2 separate regions of the Homo sapiens genome follow, and region 2 is linked to region 1. A link is an interaction called in ENCODE POLR2A ChIA-PET data of the cell type or tissue named here. Cell type or tissue: PC-3. All regions are shown on one strand. Links, peaks and the distances in the headings refer to the core of each region. The heading gives the core; the rest is flanking DNA. Region 1 overlaps OTOGL (otogelin like). Region 2 overlaps PPP1R12A-AS2 (PPP1R12A antisense RNA 2).

What was found. Peaks named below come from ENCODE experiments on the same cell type or tissue, not always from the same donor. Only the 100,000 strongest peaks of a DNase experiment are listed, where the experiment ranks them.
Region 2: POLR2A ChIA-PET joins it to region 1 with 6 read pairs; 2 of 35 experiments call an interaction of 5 or more read pairs at or near these places.

What each region holds. Positions count from the first base shown.
Region 1 is chr12:80,151,081-80,156,467 of GRCh38, forward strand. All of the region lies in intron 1 of OTOGL (otogelin like), which reads left to right. Among named protein-coding and RNA genes, the nearest start is that of OTOGL, 54 kb to the left of the region's middle. In PC-3, for the core only: no CTCF peak of the experiment used is centred there; a DNase peak (open chromatin) is centred at 3,431; H3K27ac peaks cover 1,432 bases.
Region 2 is chr12:79,756,121-79,761,507 of GRCh38, forward strand. All of the region lies in intron 4 of PPP1R12A-AS2 (PPP1R12A antisense RNA 2), which reads left to right. Among named protein-coding and RNA genes, the nearest start is that of PAWR, 68 kb to the left of the region's middle. In PC-3, for the core only: no CTCF peak of the experiment used is centred there; no DNase peak of the experiment used is centred there.

The DNA.
Region 1 (5,387 bases), core at 310-5,309:
TGGATGGATTTCCCCAGTCAAAAATTTTCCTAGGAGGAAATTTGGCCAAATGCCTAGAGCTAGGAATTTAGGATGAGTTTCTAATTGAATAAGCCATCCTACATAGTTAATCCAACATGTACAAAAAGCAACTCTAAATTCAAAGGAATAATAAGATTTAGGATAGGAAGCAGAGACTAAGAGGCAAACTAAGATTTGATAGAAACTAGAAAAGGCAAGACGAGCCTAAAGTATCCCATGGTTAGCCGCAGAGTCACAGCTCAAACAGGTATGCTTTAACCACACAATCTAAAGTACTTTTCACTCCATTACCTGCTTCTTTCTTTCTTAGCACTTAAAACATTCTGAAATTATTTTGCTTATTCACATACTTACAAGCTCATGGTCAACTTCCCCTATTAAAATGTAAGCTCTCTCTAAAAAAAATAAATAAAATAAAATAATCAGTTTATCTGGAGACATTAAAAGCAGAGTTCTATCCAAAAAAAGGATCTGTGGGAATAGGGTCATGTTATTCACACTTGAATTAGTATTGCTGTTTTGGAGCATAGAATTATACCTTTAGATATTAGCTGTCTCCTTTAGATAGACACCTTGTGGCTTGTAAATACTCTAGAACAGAGGGAATGATGGTGGTGAGAGGCAAAGGAAGAGTCAACTAGTTACTGAAGAGTCACTAGTCACTAATAGACTAGTCAACTAATGTCACTGTGAACGTGAATGGCCCTTTAACTTAGAAGACATTTAAAAGTTACAATGAATCAAAAGCAGCATTGACTTCTGTGCCTATAGAATCTAACAAGAATATCTAATCATTCACTTGTCTGTGCTTTGCAGTTCACTTTACAGGTATTATCAGTTGGTGGTATTTATTTTTACCATTATTGTTTTTCGGACAAGGAAATTAAGGTCAGAGAAGTCAAATAACTGTCCCCCAAATTTAAGTTATGATAGATCTGAGGCCTCTTTCTACTCAATTGAGAACAGTACATTCCATCTTAGAGTCATCTGGCACTATCAGCAAGAATTTGAGAAATTAGACTGGTGTCTCCTAGGGCAAGAAGGAATGGGGTCACATGAGCATGTTAGGCTCTGTGTCAGAGAGGAGCACTGAAAGGAGGGGTGATAAAATACTGGCTCTTGGTGGTTGGGAGTTTAATAGTGAAGAACAGAGAAAACAGATTCCTACTTCACAGTTCTGTTGGAGCCCAATCCAGAGTAGCACTGTTCAATGAGTTGAAAGAGGTCTTGAGGCATAAGAAGAGAAAGCAGAGGCCCAATCAGTTTTATGCTTCATTCTTTGCTAAGGAAGATGCTGAGATCTTCCCTCCCAAATTTCAGCTCGAAGCTGAAAGGTCAGAGGTACTAAAACTAATAGTGACAGAAGCATGGTATGTTATAAACCTAATGACAAAATAGATGGAAATAATAACTTGGAGGGCACTCATCCCACAGTGCTGTAGGAACTCAAGAGTAAAACAGTCTATGGATGTAAGGTAATTTATAGTCACCAATGACCTTTGAGTATTCCTAGAATTTGAGGATGGGTAACAAATCCAATCGCCTGTTGCAAAAATCCAACCTTTGTCATCAATTTTTAAATTTTATTTATTTATTTATTTTTTTGAGACAGAGTGTCACTTTGTCACCAAGGCTGGAGTGCCGTGGCACAATCTCAGCTCACTGCAACCTCCACCTCCCGGGTTTAAAAGATTCTCCTGCCTCAGCCTCAGCTGGGATTACCACCCAGCTGGTGGTATGCACCACCACACCTGGCTAATTTTTGTATTTTTAGTAGAGACAGGGTTTCACCATGTTGGCCAGGCAGGTGCCAATTTCGTAACCTCAGGTGGTCCACCTGCCTCGGCCTCCCAAAGTGCTGGGATTACAGGCATGAGCAACCGCACCCTGGCCGTGTCATCAATTTTTTAAATGAAATAAGTACTTTATTTTTTAAATAGCAATTTTAGTTTCATAGCAAAATTGAGAGAAAGATACAGAGATTTCCCATATATTCCCTGTATTAACCCTTTTGGACTGCTGTAGCAAAGTCCTATAGTACGGCCTTATCAACAATGGAAATTTATTTCTTATTCTGGAAGTTGGGAAGTTCAAGAGTAACACACCAGCAGATTTGGTGTCTGATGAGGGCACGTTTTCTGGTTCATAGACAGCCATCTTTTCATTATGTCCTCAGATGGTGGAAGGAGCAAGGGAGTTCTTTGGAGTCTCTTTTATAAGGGCATTAATCCCATCCACAAGGGTTCCAGCCTCATGACCTAATCACCCCCTCAAAGGCTCCACCTCCTGAGACCATCACATTGGGGATTAAGTTTTCAACATAAGAATTTGTGGGAGACACATTTAATCTATACCTTCTCTGTCTTCACTCATGTATAGCCTCTCTCATTATCAACATCCCCCACCAGAGTGGCACATTTGTTAAAACTGATGAACCTACATTGACACATCATAATCACCCAAAGTCCATAATTTACATTAGAGTTCATTCTTGGTGTTATACACTCTATGGGTTTGTACAAATATATAATGATATATTTTCACCATTGTAGTATCATATAGAGTATTGTCACTGCCCTAAAAATCCTCTGTGCTCCGCCTCTGCATCCCTCCTCTATACCCCTCCAAATCCTGGCAACCACAGATATTTTTTATTGTCTCCATAGTTTTGCCTTTCCCAGAATGTCACATAGTTGGAATCATACATATGTAGACATTTCAGATTGGCTTTTTTCACTTAGTAATATGCATTTAAATTTCCTCCATATCTTTTCATGTCTTGATAGATCATTTCTTCTTAATGCTGTTAAACTAAAATAAAATAGAGACCAGGCTTGAAGAATCTGTAAGTGGACAAAGTCAGTTAGGTCTCATATATGACTTTAACCTTATTTTATTTGCAAACATAATCAAAACTTAACTTGAAGCTGGACACAGTGGCTCATGCCTGTAATCCCAGCACTTTGGGAGGCCGAGGTGGGTGGATCACTTGAGGTCAGGAGTTCAAGACCAGCCTGGCCAACATGGCAAAATTCCGTTTCTACTAAAAATACAAAAATTAGCCAGGCATGGTGGCTCACGCCTGTAGTCCCAGCTACTCGGGAGACTGGGGCAGGAGAATCTTTTGAACCCGGGAGGTGGAGGTTGCAGTGAGCTGAGATCATGCCACTGCACTCCAGCCTGGGCAACAGAGCAAGACTCAGTTAAAAAGGGGGGGAAAAAGAAAGCTTGGACTATTTCTTGTAAATGCCCATATGAAAGAAAAAGAAAACTTAAGCTCAACTAATCAGAAACCACCAACTGTTATAGTTGTGTAACTGGGGACTTTCCAGGAGCCTGCACCAAATAAGGCAGCTGCACAATCAATCAAATATTTTCTTTGCTTTACTTCCATGTTCGTCCTATAAAACCTCCCCTTTGCACTCCCTCTTTGAACTCCCCAAACTAGTTGTAGTTTGGAGCTGACCATTTAATGAATCATTGTTTGCTCAAATACATTAAAAAAAATTAAATGTGCTTCAGTTTACCTTTTAACAATGTTGAGTGATATTCCATTGTCTGGATATACTATATTAATTCATTCACCTACTGAAGGATATCTTAATTGCTTCCAGGTTTTGGCAAAAATAAAGCTGCTATAAACATCTGTGTACAGGTTTTTGTGTGGACAGTTTTCAGCTCCTATAGTTAAGTGCTAAGGAGTGTGATTGCTGGATCATATAGTAAGAATATGTTTTGTTTGTAAGAAACTGCCAAACTGTCTTGCAAATGGCTGTACCATTTTGCATTCCCACCACCAGTGAATGAAAGTTCCTGTTGCTACACATCCTTGCCAGCATTTGATATTGTCAGTGTTCTGGATTTTGACCATTTTAATAGATATGTAGTGGTATCACATTATTGTTTTAATTGGCATTTTCCTGATGATGTAAGATGTGGAGCATTTTTTCATATGCTTATTTTCCATCTGTATATCTTCTTTGGTGAGGTGTTCCTTAAGGTCTTTGGCGCATTTATAATTGAGTTGTTTGTTTTCTTGTTGAGTTTTAAGAGTTCTTTGTATATTTTGGATAACAATTCTTTATCAGATATATCTTTTGCAATGATTTCCTCTCAGTCTGTGGTTTGTCTTCTCATTCTCTTTACCTTGTCTTTCACAGAGTAGAAGTTTTAAATTTTAATGAAGTACAGCTTATCAATTCTTTCTTGCATGGATCATGCCTTTGATGTTGTATCTAAAAAAGTCATCACCCTATTCAAGGCTATCTGGGTTTTCTCCTATGTTATATATGTTATATTCTAGGGGTTTTATGGTTTCCCATTTTACAATCAGGTCTATTATCAACTTTGAGTTAATTTTTTTAATTTTTAATTTTTGTGGGTACATGGTGTATATATTACATATTGCAAGAGATAGGGTACATGAGATGTTTTGATGCAGGCATGCAATGCATAATAATCACATCAAGTAATATGGGGTATCCATCCCCTCAAACACTTATCCTTTGTGTTACAAACAATCTAATTATAATCTTAGTTATTTTTAAATGTACAATTAAATTATTATTGACTATAGTCACCCTGTTGTGCTATCACATACTAGGTGTTATTTATTCTTTCTGACTATTTTTTATACCCATTAATCATCCCCACCTCCCACCCTCTCCACTCATTTTCTCAGCCTTTGGTAACCATCCTTCTACTCTCTATCTCCATGAGTTCAATTGTGTTGATTTTTAAATACCACAGATAAGTGAGAACGTGTGATATTTGTCTTTCTGTGCCTGGCTTATTTCACTTAGCATGATGACCTCCAGTTACGTCCACGTTGTGGCAAATGACTGGATCTCATTCATTTTTATGTCTGAATAGTACTCCATTATGTATATGTACCATATTTTCTTTATCCACTTGTGATGGCTAATACTGAGTGTCAACTTGATTGGATTGAAGGATGCAAAATATTTTTCCTGGGTGTGCCTGTGAAGGTGTTGCCAAAGGAGATTAACATTTGAGTCCGTGGACTGCGAAAGGCAGACCCTATCCTCAATCTGGATGGGCACAATCTAATTAGCTGCCAGCGTGGCCAGAATGGAAGCAGGCAGAAGAACGTGAAATGACTAGAATGGTTTAGTTTTCTCGTCTACATCTTTCTCCCTTGCTGAATGCTTCCTGCCCTTGAACATCAGACTCCAAGTTCTTCAGCTTTGGAACTCAGACTGGCTTCCTTGCTTCTCAGCTTACAGACAGCCTATTGTGGGACCTCACCTTGTGGTCACGTGAGTCAATACTCCTTAATAAACTCCCGTTTATATATACATCTATCCTATTAGTTCTGTCCCTCTAGAGAACCCTGACTAATACAC
Region 2 (5,387 bases), core at 294-5,293, 390 kb before region 1:
ATGTATGGATGTGTCTGTATAAGTCACTTTTTATATCTGTTACCATGATTTTAAATTCTACCACTTGACTATCTTTTACCTTCTATCTGTCTGCTGATTTTCCTTATCTGTCCATGCATGTTCTCCCTCTTTTCCAGGAGGAAAGGCTAACAATTTAATCATAATTATTTAAAATTTCATATCTGATAGTTCCAACATCAATGTCATCTCCAAATCTGGTTCTATTGATTGCTTTGTCTCTTGAAAATGGGTTTAAACTTTTTTTTTTGTTTTTTTTGTGTCTTGTACTTTTAAATTTCTTGCTGCACAGAGTAGGTAGAACAGTAGAAATTGAGATAAATAGTAGTAAATACTATTTATTACTGGAAATGACATTTCTCCTGTTGGCTTCTAGAGGGTTAGTCAGTATAGTCAGGAATTGAGCTGGGTTTCTCTTTTGCTGTTGCTATGTTTATGTTCCATGTACCACCAGTTTTAGATTTCACTAGATATACCTTGTGCGTAGGGTGGGATTTGGTTTCCAGAGGCTTTTTCCTCAATGTCCTGCTTCTTCCTTAACTTTATACCTTCTCTATAAATGTGTGCCTCAGAGTTCTCCATGTTCTTGCCTCTTCCCCAAAAGTAGACTTTGGTTGCTTGTTGCCTGGTGCTTGTTATTTGGCACTTGCTAGAGGGTAGGATGGGGAGAGAGAGGGCAGGATAACTTTCTGTGGTCCTTCTCCAGCCTCAGACTTAGTCAGACCCTATATCTCTGGGTCTAGGAGTGGAGTTTTCTCAGTGATCGTATCCCTCACCCAGAGGCAGGAAACCTCTCTTGGACTGGATCCATAATAGTTTCTTTCCCCTCCTCCAGAGTTGGAGGGTTTTGTTCTTTGTATTTCTCCCAGATAAAATGGTATGTCACCTGTGCTCTGGGGGAGATAGGTTTACTGCCCTTACCCTAACAACATAAGTATTTTGTTTCTTAGGGGAGAAGGTCTGGGTGGAGCTTTGTGTGTTTACCACAGAACTGGCCATTCTCCTCTCCAGGCCTATACTGCAAAAGGTGGCTTCCTATGAAATCCCACCCTGACTCCTGTCTTTCTCATCTGTATCCAGCGAAGTTGGTGAAAACAAACCAGCAAAAGGATGCAAACCATCTTTGGGTCTAGGGCTCTCAAGGGTTCCATGATTTCATTCTAGAACAAACTCAGCCTTTAGCAATTTGTTAAATATTTTAGCTTCTTACCTGCTTGTATGGTGGGCTTGCCTTCCTCTTATGCTCTGCCACAGGTAAATCAATGCTTTCATCTTCTCTCCTCTTGAAGATGCCTATTTTTCCTTAGAATATCAGGCTATTTTGGTGCCTTACCTCAGTTCTTGAGGGGGGGTGGTTCAAGACAAATTATGATTTTGTACATTATTTTTTCTTGTTGTTAGCAAAATTAAAAATTATTTCCAGTTTTCTAGATCTTAGGCAGAAGCTATAAGCATTCCTAAGGATTTGAAATGTCATGTTTATCATATTCTAAATTCTCATATGTATTTGGATTCATTTCTCAACTTTTTATTCTGTTTCATTAATCTGTCAATCTATGCACATACCAGTTACATGAATTGTAGCTTTATTGTAAATAATGATGAGGGACATTTCATCCATCCTCATTATTGTTATTTTTCAAAAATTTCTTAGATATTCTTGCTAAGTTAATTTTTAAATATAAAGTGTAACATAATTTTCACTTTAGAGCACTGAACTTAAAATAGCCTATGTTTAAGACAGCACTCTACAGCTATATCTCTAAAAGAGACCCTATTTCTAATTCTTTTAACAATTTATTAATGTTTTTCTCTTATTAAATCAAACTTATTCAGTATAGCAAAATAAAAAATAATAGATAGTTAAATAAAAAGAGTAAAATTACCTGCAATTCCACCATCCAATTATACCACTGTTAGCTTTGGACTATATCCTTGTTACAGAACTTTTACTACATAAGCAGACACATGTTACACCTATTATGTATAAATGGTTTCACACAGCATTATAATCTGCTTTTAAACTTAAAATTAAAAAAATTTAAATATTATTAAAATTATATATTAATATATTATCAAAATATTTAATATTAAATATTCTTATTAACAATATTTTACAAATAGATACCCTTCTAGAACAGTGATTTTCAGATGTGCTGCTGGGAACTCTAAGGATTTAGAACTCTAGACTTCTAGATTTCTAGAACTCTAGAAAACTTTTCATGGGCTATTCTGCATGAGGTTGGAGAATAGAGATTGCCAAGCTGAACCTAACTCTGGCCCACTATTCTCTCTTCTAGTAGAACATTTACTTGTCTCTTTTGGTTCTTAGGATTCTGCATAAGTTTTAATTTAAAAAAAGGCTCTGAAAAGAAAAATAAGTTTAAAAATCACCATTTTGCATCATCAATTAATTTTCTATGAACTACTTCAGGCATACAAAAAAGAGAGTATAATATAAAACTTGAACATATATCACTAACCTCAAGAAATGGACATAATATTATTGAAGCTTTCTGGATGCCTCTTTTTCATTCTTCAGACGCAAGCAATCACTATCCTTTGTTTTATCGTTCTCCTGCAAGTCCTTTTATATTTTTGCTACATATGTTTCTATAAGTAAAATATGATATTATTTTGGGCCAGGAGTGGTGGCTCACGCCTGTAATCCCAGCACTTTGGGAGGCCCAGGTGGGCGGATCACCTGAGGTCAGGATTCGAAACCAGCCTGGCCAACATGGTGAAACCCCATCTCTACTAAAAACATACAAAAATTAGCCAGGCATGGTGGCAGGCACATGTAATCCCAGCTACTTGGGAGGCTGAGGCAGAAGAATCACTTGAACCCAGTAGGCAGAGGTTGCAGTGAGCCGAGACCCTGCCACTGCACTCCAGCCTGGGCAACAGAGCAAGACTCCATCTCAAAAAAAAAAAAAACCCAACAACAAAAAAACCCAGATTCCTCTCCAAAGAAGTGGGGGCGGTTTATATGCACATTAAGAATATATGAAGCTGGGCGCTGTGGAGCACGCCTGTAATCCCAACACTTTGGGAGGCCGAGGCAGGTGGATCATGAGGTCAGGAGATCGAGACCATCCTGGCTAACACAGTGAAACCCTGTCTCTATTAAAAACACAAAAAAATAGCCAGGCATGGTGGCGGGTGCCTCTAGTCCCAGCTACTTGGGAGGCTGAGGCAGGAGAATGTCATGAACCCAGGAGGCAGAGCTTGCAGTGAGCCGAGATCGCGCCACTGCACTCCAGCCTGGGCGAAAGAGCGAGACTCCGTCTCCTAAAAAGAAAAAAAAAGAAAAGAATATACGAAAGTTCCAGTTGCTTCACAGCCTCACAGTTATATCCCTTGTGGAAATTCCATTTTATTATACTTTAAGTTCTAGGTTACATGTGCACAACGTGCAGGTTTGTTACATATGTATATATGTGCTATGTTGGTGTGCTGCACCCATTAACTTGTCATTTACGTTAGGTATATCCCCTAATGCTATCCCTCCCCCCCTCTCCCCATCCCACAACAGGCCCTGGTATGTGATGTTCCCCACCCTGTGTCCAAGTGTTCTCATTGTTCAATTCCCACCTATGAGTGAGAGCATGCAGTGTTTGGTTTTCTGTCCTTGTGATAGTTTGCTCAGAATGATGGTTTCCAGCTTCATCCATGTCCCTAAAAAGGACATGAACTCATCCTTTTTATGGCTGCATAGTATTCCATGGTGTATATGTGCCACGTTTTCTTAATCCAGTCTATCACTGATGGAGATTTGGTTTGGTTCCAGGTCTTTGCTATTGTGAATAGTGCCACAGTAAACCTGTGTGCATGTGTCTTTGTAGCAGCGTGATTTATAATCCTTTGGGTATATACCCAGTAATGGGATGGCTGGATCAAATGGTATTTCTAGTTCTAGATCCTTGAGGAATCGCCACACTGTCTTCCACAATGGTTGAACTAGTTTACACTCCCACCAACAGTGTAAAAGTGTTCCTATTTCTCCACATCCTCTCCAGCACCTGTTGTTTCCTAACTTTTTAATGATCGCCATTCTAACTGGTGTGAGATGGTATCTCATTGTGGTTTTGATTTGCGTTTCTCTGACGGCCAGTGATGAAGAGCATTTTTTCATGTGTCTGTTGGCTGCATAAATGTCTTCTTTTGAGAAGTGTCTGTTCATATCCTTCGCCCACTTTTTGATGGAGTTGTTTGATTTTTTCTTGTAAATTTGTTTAAGTTCTTTGTAGATTCTGGATATTAGCCTTTTGTCAGATGGATAGATTGCAAAAATTTTCTCCCATTCTGTAGGTTGCCTGTTCACTCTGATGGTAGTTTCTTTTGCTGTGTAGAAGCTCTTTAGTTTAATTAGATGCCATTTGTCAATTTGGCTTTTGTTGCCATTGCTTTTGGTGTTTCAGACATGAAGTCCTTGCCCATGCCTATTTCCTGAATGGTATTGCCTAGGTTTTCTTCTAGGGTTTTTGTGGTTTTAGGTCTAACATTTAAGTCTTTAATCCATCTTGAATTAATTTTTGTATAAGGTGTAAGGAAGGGATCCAGTTTCAGCTTTCTACATATGGCTAGCCAGTTTTCCCAGCACCATTTATTAAATAGGGAGTCCTTTCCCCATTTCTTGTTTTTGTCAGGTTTGTCAAAGATCAGATGGTTGTAGATGTGTGGTATTATTTCTGAGGGCTCCATTCTGTTTTTTTTGTTGCTGTTTTTGTTGTTGTTGAGACGGAGTTTCACTCTTGTCACCGAGGCTGGAGTGCAGTGGCGTGATCTTGGCTCACTGTAACCTCCGCCTCCCAGGTTCAAGAGATTTTCCTGTCTCAGCCTCCCAAGTAGCTGGGATTACAAGCATGTGCCACCATGCCCAGCTAATTTTTGTATTTGTAGTAGAGACGGTGTTTCACCATGTTGGCCAAGCTGGTCATGAACTCACGACTCAGGTGATCCGCCCGTCTCGGCCTCCCAAAGTGCTGGGATTACAGACGTGAGCCACCATGCTCAGCCAATATTAGCATATTCATAGTTCATATTTTAGGACTAATCTTGGAACTAATCAGTACTATGTATTTCAAATATCTTCTCCCATTATGTGACTTGTTTCATTTTTGTGTATGTTTTTTATGCAGAAAATTTTTAAAGTTGAATATAATATACTATATTAGTATTTTCCTTTATGGTCATCTTTGTGTTTTACTTAAATTTTTTTTACCTTACCCTTAGATCAAAAAGATAGCCTCCTACATTCTATTAAAAATGTTAAGGTTTTGCTTTTATTTGGGCTTGTAATTTGCCTGAAATTTATGTGTGTGTGTGTGTGTGTGTGTGTGTGTGTGGTGAGATAGAGATCCAATTTA